Linked DNA regions of Homo sapiens: region 1 is linked to region 2. The links are chromatin loops, found by intact Hi-C in ENCODE. Cell type or tissue: PC-3. All regions are shown on one strand. Each heading gives the region's core, and the rest is flanking DNA. Links, peaks and the distances in the headings are about the cores only.

Region 1 (5,338 bases), core at 339-5,338, 74 kb after region 2:
CCTGAGCCATGTATACAAAGAGAAATAAAAGTGAACCTAAGCACAGCTCTGAGGAAGAGACTTTTGAGATAAGGTCCAAGGGATCATTATGAGTCAAATGGATAGAATAGACAGTGAAGTAGGGAGAACAGCCAAGACAGAGGGAACAATATGTACAAAGGTTGGAGGTGGGAAGAAGTAGGTTGCTTTTGAGGGGCCACGGAGGGAGAAGGGAGCAGGGAGTGTGATGACACTGAAGAGGTGGGAATGGCCACAGTGAGGCCAGAAGCTGTAGGGCCTAGTTGGATAAGTTAACTGTTTTATCTTCAACCTCTGAGTTAGGGCAATGCTGTGGTGGGTTTGAGAGGAGGAGGCTTTAAGTTCATGTGGTAATGCTGCATTCTGGAGTCAAGTTGAAATGACTTTGGAGCCCAAGTATTTCAGAAAATCTGTACCTCTACTCTTCCCTAGGGCATTACTGTTTCAGAATCAACAGTATACTGAGAACCTGTTTAAAATATTCTTAAATACTCTTCATTTTTACAAATGAGATAATATTGCTTATTTAGAAATATTATTAACTTTTCTCTATATGTTGTGGCTATTTATTTATTTATTTGTTTTTGAGAGAGTCTCACTCTGCTGCTTAGGCTAGAATATAGTGGCACAATCTTCGCTCACTACAACTTCCACCTCCCAGGTTCAAGAGATTCTCCTGCCTCAGTCTCCTGAGTAGTTGGGATTACAGGCATGCACCACCATGCCCGGCTAATTTTTTTTTGCATTTTTAGTAGAGATGGGGTTTCACCATGTTGGCCAGGCTGGTCTTGAACTCCTGACCACAGGTGATCTGCCCGCCTCAGCCTCTCAAAGTGCTGGGATGACAGGCATAAGCCACTGTACCCGAACTTGTTGTGGCTTTTACAAATGCACTAATTGTCGGGCTCGGTGGCTCACGCCTGTAATCCCAAAACTTTGGGAGGCCAAGGCAGGCGGATCATCTGGGGCCTGGAGTTTGAGACCCGCCTGGCCAACATGGTGAAACCCTGTCTGTACTAAAAATACAAAAAATTAGCTGGGCATGGTGGTGGGCACCTGTAATCCCAGCCGCTGGGGAGGCTGAGGCAGGAGAATCACTTGAACCTGGGAGACCTGGGAGGCAGAGGCTGCAGTGAGTCGAGATCTTGCCATTGCACTCCAGCCTGGGCAAAAATTCTGTCTCAAAAAACAAACAAACTGCACTAATTAAGTGATGAGTAATGTGGTTAGGAGAATTCATTCATTCACCGAATGAATACATTTTAAGTATTACCATGTGGCTCCTTCTGAATATTAATGGCTTCGGAAAGACTTTATTCTCAAAGGCATCACAGTCAGGAGATGCTCTTCCAGGAAGCAGCAAACTGGACCATGTAACAAACATGCAGTGATCGAGGGCCCAGGAATGAGCACTAAGTGGGAGGAAAGGACATGGAAAAATGCTAAGGCATGGTGGGGCAGGACAATAGTCTCAGGTACTAGAGAGGCTGAGGCCAAGGGGGAAGGATCCCTTTGGTCTAGGACTTCAAGTCCAGCCTGAGCAACATAGTGAGATCCTGGCAAAACAAAACAAAACAAAACAAAACAAAACAAAACAAAACAAAACAAAACACTCTAAATTAAAAAAAATGCATTGATTAATTTCCCGGCTATTGCTTTCTCTATTAAAATTAGAATTCCTTGCTTGGGCAGCCCTAGCCAACACCTTAATGATGGCCTTGAGAAAGACCCTGAGCCAGAGGCATCCAGCTAATCTGTATCCAGATTCCTGAGCCATAGAAACTTCAAGATAATTAATGTCTATTGTTTAAAACCGCTAAAAGTCAAACAATCAATCAATGAATAAAAGAAACAGCAGATAAAAAGCACACCAACATGTATAGCACCAACAGTGGATACATGGTAAGATCTTGATCACAAATACCCCAAATCTGCAATGACTTTAAATCTGGCTGTTTTAAATATACTTCTGCACTGCTAACCATTTAAGCAGTTAAGATTAAAAAAATTTTTTTTTTGCCAGTTACCACAATCTCAGCCCTCTAAGTAGCCAGAACTGACATGTGAAAAGTGTCTCTTGAAAACACTGATTGTCTCTTTTTCTCTGATTCATTTTCCCCTTATTGATGATAAGCAATTTTAAAGACAGTTTGTGTGTCATTTCTTATCATGAGAAGGTGAGAAGAGGGAGAGTTGGTTATTATTGTTGAACCATCTGCTACAATCTATTGTTAGAATGCACACTATTTTTAGGTTCTAGATTTGCTTAGGTAATATATTTCTACCTTCTGTGAGTCAACTTTCTTATCTCCTGTGGGACTATATACAAGATTAAAAGGAAAAAACCACTTTAGACAATTTGATGAGTAATGTGGTTAGGAGAATTCATTCATTCATTGAATGAATACATTTTGAGTACTACTATGTGGCTCCTTCTGAATATTAATGGCTTCGGAAAGACTTTATTCTCAAAGGCATTACAGGCAGGAGATGCTCTTCCAGGAAGCAGCAAACTGGACCATATAACAAACATGCAGTGATCGATGGCCCAGGAATGAGTACTAAGTGGGAGGAAAGGACATGGAAAAATGCTAAGAAGAAGGCTAGAAAAAGAGCCTGCATTTGAGGAAATAAGATGACAGAAATATGAAATTAATTATCCACTGATAACCTAGAACTAGATGATAGCAAACATTTTAAAGTCCTAAATTTTCACAGTGAAATGTGATATTAATCTATCCACTTCCTTAGAGACCTAGTGCTGTATCTCAGCAAAGCTAAACCAAGAACTTGAAATGCTTACTTTATTCAGGCACACCATGCATCTCCTGTTTTTAGTTAGGTGCTTTTGAAAAGATGACTTTCGATATATGGAAAAGAAGGAGAGAGTAGTTTATTCTTTTTTAAAAAGAAAAGTTTCCTCTAAACTTGATGACTTTAAAAATGTTCTTAGATCTTTCATGAGATTGTGTATTCAAAGGTGGCACTCCTAAGCAGACTGTGATGTGGCTTCAGGCAGGGGTACAGTGGCCTGGATACAGTTTGACTCTGACATGCTGAGACAGTGATAATACCGGCTGTAGCCTGAATGTTTCTGTGTTGGAAGTCCACTAAAAGGTTATTTCATAACTGGGAATGCAGAGTAAATGATTATTTCTTATTTCTGATTGTTACTACTCTTTTATCAACGGGTGGTGATTTCCCTCTCATTAGATTTGTGTGCGGTGGAGAAGGAGATGAAGTTACATCTCCTCTCTCAGATAGAGAGGGAGAAGATTTGAGACTTATGACTCATTACACAGGGGCAGGACTTTGTTCTGGCTTGGATGGAGAAGAAAGTGAATAAATGTAACAATTAAAAAAAACCACATGTGGTAACACGAACACTGCTGTATGAGTCATGGAATGTGAACACAGTTGAGGGGAGCTTGCAAGAAAAGTATTGGCTGGGCTTGCTCAGGGAGCTCTTTGTTGTTGTTTTCTGTTTTGGGGAACAGGACTGGAAGGAAGTTAGGTAACTGCAATGAAAGAGGCGTAGCAGGTGATTTGGTACAGTGGTATTTACCTTGGAAATATTGCAGAAGACGTGATCAGTAGCCCTCCCCCTGCCAAAAAAGAACTACCCCAAGTTACTGGATTTTCTCATTAAGGAATTTCCTATTCTAAAGGTAGCTATTCTCCTGGGGAAAAAAAAGACTTAGTACATTTTGGTTTAAATTTACTTCTAGAACATCAGAATCAGGGACTGAACAGTTAGAAGGGCCTAAAGTTGATTTTTGGGTTAACTCCTTCTCAACTCACTTTGGAACTCTACATCAATCACTCAGCTTCATTTTTTTTTTGTGCTTCATATTTGGAACCTGAAAATCTGAGAAGTGATAAAAGTGTCCTGCCAGTTGCAGAGAGAGATGCTGTATCTAAAAAGAGACTCTTTCTGTACTCACAGTAGCTTTCTTTGGAAACAGCTTAATATGACTTACTCAAGTACAAGCCCTCCTTTAACTGAGTAATTCATTTATTTAAAAAATTAGAAATACAGCGATTTCCTTCCAAAGAACACAGTATGGAAGGGGGGATAAAAATGAGTAACTTTACAGTGGAGAAAACTGATAAGCCCTGCTTCAGCCAGGTGGTCAAGGCCAACATCGATCATTATTAGTCATGTTGATAACAATCATGATATGAATAATCTTCATGATATGATGTCAAAAAAGACACTTTACCTCTGTGGTCTTCTTCCCAATAACCCATAGATCCAGCCTAATCATGAGAAAGGTATCAGACAAATTCCATTAGAGGGGCATTCTACAAGATACCTGACCAGTACTCCCCAAAACCCCCAAGGTCATCAAAAACAAGCAAACTGTGAAAAATTGTTATAGCCAAAGGAGGCTAAGGGAGGCATTATGACTAATTGTAATGTGGTATCCCAGATGGAATCCTGGAACAGAAAAGGGACATTAAGTAATAACTAAGGACATATGAGTAAAGTAAGAACTTTAGTTAATACTAGTATATCAATATTGGTTCATTAATTGTAATGAATATGTTATACTAATGTAAGATTTTAAAGGGGACACTGGATTCAGGGTATATGGGAACTCCCTGTATTGTCTTCTTGATTTTTCTGTAAATCTACAACTGTCCTAAACAATGAAGCCGATCCAAAAGAGAAAAGATTAATTAGGAAAGCCTTCAAAGGTCCAGAGTTATCCCTATTCTAAACTCCAGTGAACTTTGCTGAAGCTTTACTTCCTATCTGGAAAATTTTTCCCAATAACTATGTACATAGATGAGTAATATCCTTGCATAAGAGACTGGCTTTTAAAATTTCTTAAACACAATAAAGAGGAAAAATACATCTTACATTGTGATCCATGGTGTATACACTCACACATACACACACAGAGAGAGAGAGAGAAAGAGAGAGAGAGTCATATAACTGAAACAAACATCTCTCAAAAGAATACTTTGCAGAGCATGCTGATATTTTTTATTCTATTCTGTTCCATTATATTTATTCTTATCTATTCTAGTTAATTCTACCTTATTTTGTTATTCTCTTCTTTCATTAAAAACATCATGATTGTGTTTACTACATTGATTTCTTAACCTACTAATTGCAACCTGCAGTTGGAAAAATCCAACTTTAAGGCTTAAGTGTTAGCTTCTCTAAGATGTCTCCGTACTGTCCAATATGGCAGCCACTAGTCACACATGACAATTTAAATGTCTAGTGTTTAATAGCCACATGTGGCTAGTGGTTACCATACTGGAGAGAAAAGATATAGAATATTTTCAACATTGCAGAATATTTTGT
Region 2 (5,360 bases), core at 1-5,000:
GGTCCCACCATGTTGCCCAGGCTAGTCTTGAACTCTTGGGCTCAAGCCATCCTCCTGCCTCGGCCTCCCAAAGTGGGATTACAGGCGTGAGCCACCATGCCCGGCCCATAAATTCTTTTTCTTTAAGGTTTGTGCTTCCCTGAGTCTTGTTTAGGAAGGACCACGGATGCCATAATTTAGATTTTTTTAAATAAGTAAAGGCCTTTGCTTTAAAAACTGTTGAATGAAGTGCCTTTAAAAATATGAACGAGGGTCGGGCGCATTGGCTCATGCCTGTAATCCCAACACTTTGGGAGGTTGAGGTGGGCAGATCATGAAGTCAGGAGATTGAGACCATCCTGGCCAACATGGAGAAACCTCGTCTCTACTAAAAATACAAAAAATTAGACGGGCATGGTGGCACGTGCCTGTAGTCCCAGCTACTTGGGAGGCTGAGGCAGGAGAATCCCTTGAACCCAGTAGGCGGAGGTTGCAGTGAGCCAAAATCACGCCACTGCACTCCAGCCTGGGCAACAGAGCAAGACTCCATCTCAGAAAAAACAAAAAAAATATGATCGAACACTGATGATCTTTTATTGCTCATCTCATCGGAATTTTCTTTGCATTACCACTATCAAGTACTTATTTTACAAATACTGTGGTAACTGTTAACCTATTCACAAATCTGGATAAAGATGAGATATGGCCTTTTAGTAAGTGACCCAAGTCAGGTTGACTGGAGAATCTAGTAAGAGTGAATTGAAATATTGATCCCCAAATTTCAGAAACTGTAAGATAAATATGTTGCAAAATAATAAAAATGTGTTTTCCTAATTTTTTTCCCCTCAGTGAAGGGGGAAAAACTTCTAATTCTTTTAAACAATAATTTTAGGTTCAATTAAAATGGCCACCAGGTGGCACCAATGCCTGATAAGTACTTCTGAAAATCAGAAGCATTATTCTCATACTTAAAATCTGTTAAAATTGACATTATAATTAAGGAGATAATTCTGGTCCCCTCCTAATTAGTCTTCAAGAAACTCTTTTTAGGCTCCAAGTTAGATGAAGTGTCTTGTCTCTGTGATCCTATGGCTAACAGTACTCACCAATTACTCTGTAATTGTTTACCTGAGTCTGTTTCTACTCGAGGTAGAGATCAGGACATTTTCAGCCTCACTAGGCCCCGAATAACGTGGCTTTTATTTATTTTTCTGGTAAACATTTGGTTATGAGTTAAAGCCAGGTTTGGGAGAAGTAAAATCTAAAATGTAGACTTTCCAATTTAAATAGGTCTTTCAATACTTATAAAATCTACAGGCTTGGGAAAATAGTGAAAATAAACATTTCGTTGTTTAAATTTTATATTTTGAATTGATAATGAAAAAAATAGTCAAAATTCTCTTCCTCATTCACTGGTCTGATCCACAAGTTCCCTTTCATTTTGGGAAATGGGCCTACAAGACACTTATGGCCCTTGAAAAATAAGTTTTATGAATGAGTATGTCCAAGGACTACAAGGCTGACTTCAAAGCAACAGTCTGGACTCCAAGTACGAAACTTAAAAAAAATCATTTATTCTAAATGGCACTAATGAGACTCAGGCTGCGTCTGTATCTGAGTATACTAGAAAGTCTCTATCAGCTGCTTCCCTTTTATCTTCTTAGAGATGACATCTTTTCTGTATGGTTGGTGCATTGAGAGACTCAGCCAAGTATCAGGCTTTCCATCCATGGGACACATGTCTCCGGAACCTTCCAGCTGTTCACTTGTGACCAATACTCAGAATGCCTTTACTATTGAATACACTTTTAAAAATGATCAATACCAACATTCCCCAAAGTGTGATTAGTGAAGCGATAGTCCTTCAAGAAACTACCTGTACTTGGGGAAAAAAAGTATCCTATCCTTGTTTCTGTCTTTGCAGCTTGTATTATCATATTGAAGACTCTGAAGCCCTTCAGCAGTGGTTCTCAATGGAGTGGTACCGCCCCCTAGGGGACATTTTGTAAATTTGTGGGAGTGTTTTTGTTGTCACAATAATTGGTCAGAAGCCATGGATACATGCTAGGTAACATTCGGCGCATCTAACAATGCTATAGAAGCAAGAATTGTCCTTCAACCCCTGGGACTTTCATTTGTCCTGACAATCATGTAGCTAAAAATATGTATCTAATTAAGCCTACTACTAATTGTGTTTAACATGTCAATACAAAGTTATTAGGATTTTATAGTAGACACTTGAATGTCTTAGGAATACATTATAGGAATGACAATATAAATCAAGGAGTACTTAGGAATGACAACATAAATCAAGGAAAGATTGTATCAAAAATAATTTTTTAAAAAGACATGGTCTTGAGGCCTGCAGGGGAAAATGGTGAATAGGCAGGACTAACTTGTAGCTCCCACTTGGACTGACAGAACAGCATGTGGAGACCACATCGTGAACTTTTGCTCCAAGAACTGCTGCAAGAACATACCAGGAAAACAGAAAGAATTCACAGACCCTTTGAAATAAGCGGCTTGCCACTGCAAACTCCAAGAAACAGCCGAAAAACTGTGAGTGCCCAAAGTGTGAGAGGGTGAAAGTCCACCTCTGAACACACATCCTCACCGAGGAGCTTGAAAATCTGGATCACGGGAGAGGGATTTAACCTTACCTAGAGCTGAAATGAATTTAGAGAGTGGAGAGAAATATAAAAGTAGAAGAGGCAGCAGGAAAGGCCTGTAGGCACTTCTGGCATCCAAGGAAGCCCAGGGAACCTATTTTGACTTTATTTCACAGGGGTCTCTGGGGAGGGCTGCCAGTGGAATTGCGGAAAGACCACAGGAAGAAGGAAACTTCCAGCTGAACTTTGTAGTAATTTCGACCAAGTGTGAATTTTCCAGGGCAGAATCCAGGGTTGGGGGCAAACGGGAAGTGCAGACACAGGCACAGAAGCCACAGCAGGAGGGGTGAAGCCTGAAAGCCCTGCTTGCTTTCTCAGAGGAGAGGCTTGTAGCTTGGGGCCAGTTCCAAGCCCTGCTCACCAGCTGCCTGGTTATAAAGTCCGTGTTGGGGGAGCACACTGGGAGTGAGACTGGCCTTTCTGGCTACCTGGGAGCTGGGTGAAGCCTGTCACAGCTGGCTTTCCCTCACTGACTTGGAGACTTGTCTGATGCAGCAGAGACAGCCATAATCCCTTTGGCATGAGAAACACACCCATATCTCCCACAGCAGGTGCAGCAAGCCCCACCCAAGGAGAGTCTGAGCTCAGACACGCCTAAACTTGCCCCACCTGATGGTCTTTCTCCACCTGCCCTGGTAGCTGAAGACAAAAGACATAATCTCATGGGAGCTCTATGGCCCTGCCCACCACCTGAGAAACCTGAATACTTATCCAGGTGACCCTAGGGCAAGCTTGTATCCTCCCTATGCTACCACAGCTGATGCTGCTTTGAAAGTGCCACCTCCCGGCTGGAGGCCAACCAACACAGCAACTCATAAAATAACAACCCTTCCCCCAAGAAGGAAAAAACAGCTAACTCCACTGCCTGTGACATCTTGGCTAACCAGAGGTCCTAAGTCTGTCCATGTGACAACTTTACTGCCAGCACAACTAGCATTCATGAAAAGTCGCACACTAAACAAAACTACAACCAAGGCCCCACACAGAGTCCACCTTATTCCCCGGCTACCTCCACCAGAGCAGGTGCTGGTATCCACTGCTGAGAGACCTGAAGACAGATGACATCACAGGACTCTTTGCAGATACTTTCCAGTACCAGCCTGGAGCCTGGTAGCTCTGCTGGGTGGATAGACCCAGAAGAGAAATAACAATCACTGCAGTCCAGCTCTCAGGAACCCCCATCCTTAGGGAAAGGGGGAGAGCACCACATTAAGGGAGCACTCCACGGGACAAAAGGATCTGAAGAGCAGCCCTTGGGTCCCAGATATTTCTCTGATATAGTTTACCCAAATGAGAAGGAACCAACAAAACAATTCTGGTAATATGACAAAACAAGGTTCTTTAATACCCCAAAAGATCACACTAGCTCACCAGCAATGGATCCAAACCAAGAAGAAATCTTTCAATTGCCAGAAAAAGAATTCAGAAAGTCAATTAGTAAGCTACTCAAGGAGGTACCAGAGAAAGGTGAATAGGAGTTTAAAGAAATTTAAAAAATTTTACAGGATATGGATGGGAAAATCTCCAGAGAAATAGACATCACAAGTCAAAAACAATCACAGCTTCTGGAAATGAAAGACACACTTAGAGAAATGCAAAATACATTGGAAAGTCCAACAATAGAATTGAACAAGTTGAAGAAAGAACTTCAGAGCTTGACACAAGGATTTTGAATTAACCCAATCTGACAAAGAAAAAAGAGTTTAAAAAAATGAACAAAGCCTCCAAGAAGTCTGGGATTATGTTAAATGACCAAACCTAAGAATAATTGGTGTTCCTGAGGAAGAAGAGAAATCTAAAAGTTTGGAAAACATATTTGAAGGAATAATTGAGGAAAATTTCCCTGACCTTGCTAGAGATCTGTGGGAGTTAAGGCAGGCTGGTGGGAAAAATTTTCAGGATAGTTATAAGAAATAGACACAAACCTTCTATGGAACCTGAAGGGGTTTGCATAACTTCAGTAATAGATCTGGCTGAAGGCAGCCTAATCCTCTTACCTTAAGTAAATAGCTTAAAGTAGGTACAAAGGAATGTAAGGGAGTTTACCTAAATAACTTGTTTACTCATGTGGTCCTAAAATTAACTTTTGATCATTTGCGGGCAGGATGGCTCTCTTGGGGGGAGGGGACCAGGTTAGTTAACCTCTAGTGATGTTGACTCAAAGCCTTTGTCATTTAATATATGCTGAATAAATTCCAGCAGGGCCAGTTAATCAGGGTCTCGGCTGCTACAACTCTTTTGGTCAGTGGCCTCACCCCCTAAGCCCACTCTTTCACTGAATATCAGTGTCTGAGTACGTTATTCATCTGTTGTGCAGCTGGGGTCTGTGAGATGGACCCTGGCAGAGATCTGGACATCCAAATACAAGAAGCCGAAAGAACACTTGGGAAGTTCATCACAAAAAGATCATTACCTAGGCACATAGTCATCGGATTATCTAAAGTAAAAACGAAGGAAACAGTCATAAGAGCTGTGAGGCAAAAGCATCAGGTAACCTATAAAGGAAAACCTATCAGATTAACAGCAGATTTCTCAGCAGGAACCCTCCAAGCTAGAAGGGATTGTGTTCCTATCTTTAGCCTCCTTAAACAAAACAATTATCAGCCAAGAATTTTGTATCCAGCAAAACTAAGCCTCATAAATGAAGGAAAGATACAGTCCTTTTCAGGCAAAAAAATGCTGAGAGAATTTGCCACTACCAAGCCGGCACTA

What was found. A loop is a pair of places that touch in the nucleus more often than their neighbours do. Peaks named below come from ENCODE experiments on the same cell type or tissue, not always from the same donor. Only the 100,000 strongest peaks of a DNase experiment are listed, where the experiment ranks them.
Region 1: a loop joins it to region 2, with 3 times the contacts of the local background. A loop is called at or near these places in 1 of 110 quality-filtered maps.

Annotation. Positions count from the first base shown.
Region 1 is chr3:161,346,674-161,352,011 of GRCh38, forward strand. The region is part of intron 2 of SPTSSB (serine palmitoyltransferase small subunit B); the gene reads right to left. Among named protein-coding and RNA genes, the nearest start is that of SPTSSB, 22 kb to the right of the region's middle. In PC-3, for the core only: no CTCF peak of the experiment used is centred there; a DNase peak (open chromatin) is centred at 3,428; H3K4me3 peaks cover 438 bases; H3K27ac peaks cover 2,889 bases.
Region 2 is chr3:161,272,919-161,278,278 of GRCh38, forward strand. All of the region lies in intron 1 of LOC105374187 (a long non-coding RNA gene), which reads left to right. Among named protein-coding and RNA genes, the nearest start is that of NMD3, 54 kb to the left of the region's middle. RefSeq lists an enhancer at 1,875-1,924. In PC-3, for the core only: CTCF peaks have their summits at 894 (motif pointing right), 1,100, 1,968 (motif pointing left) and 2,168; DNase peaks (open chromatin) are centred at 893 and 1,973; H3K27ac peaks cover 1,730 bases.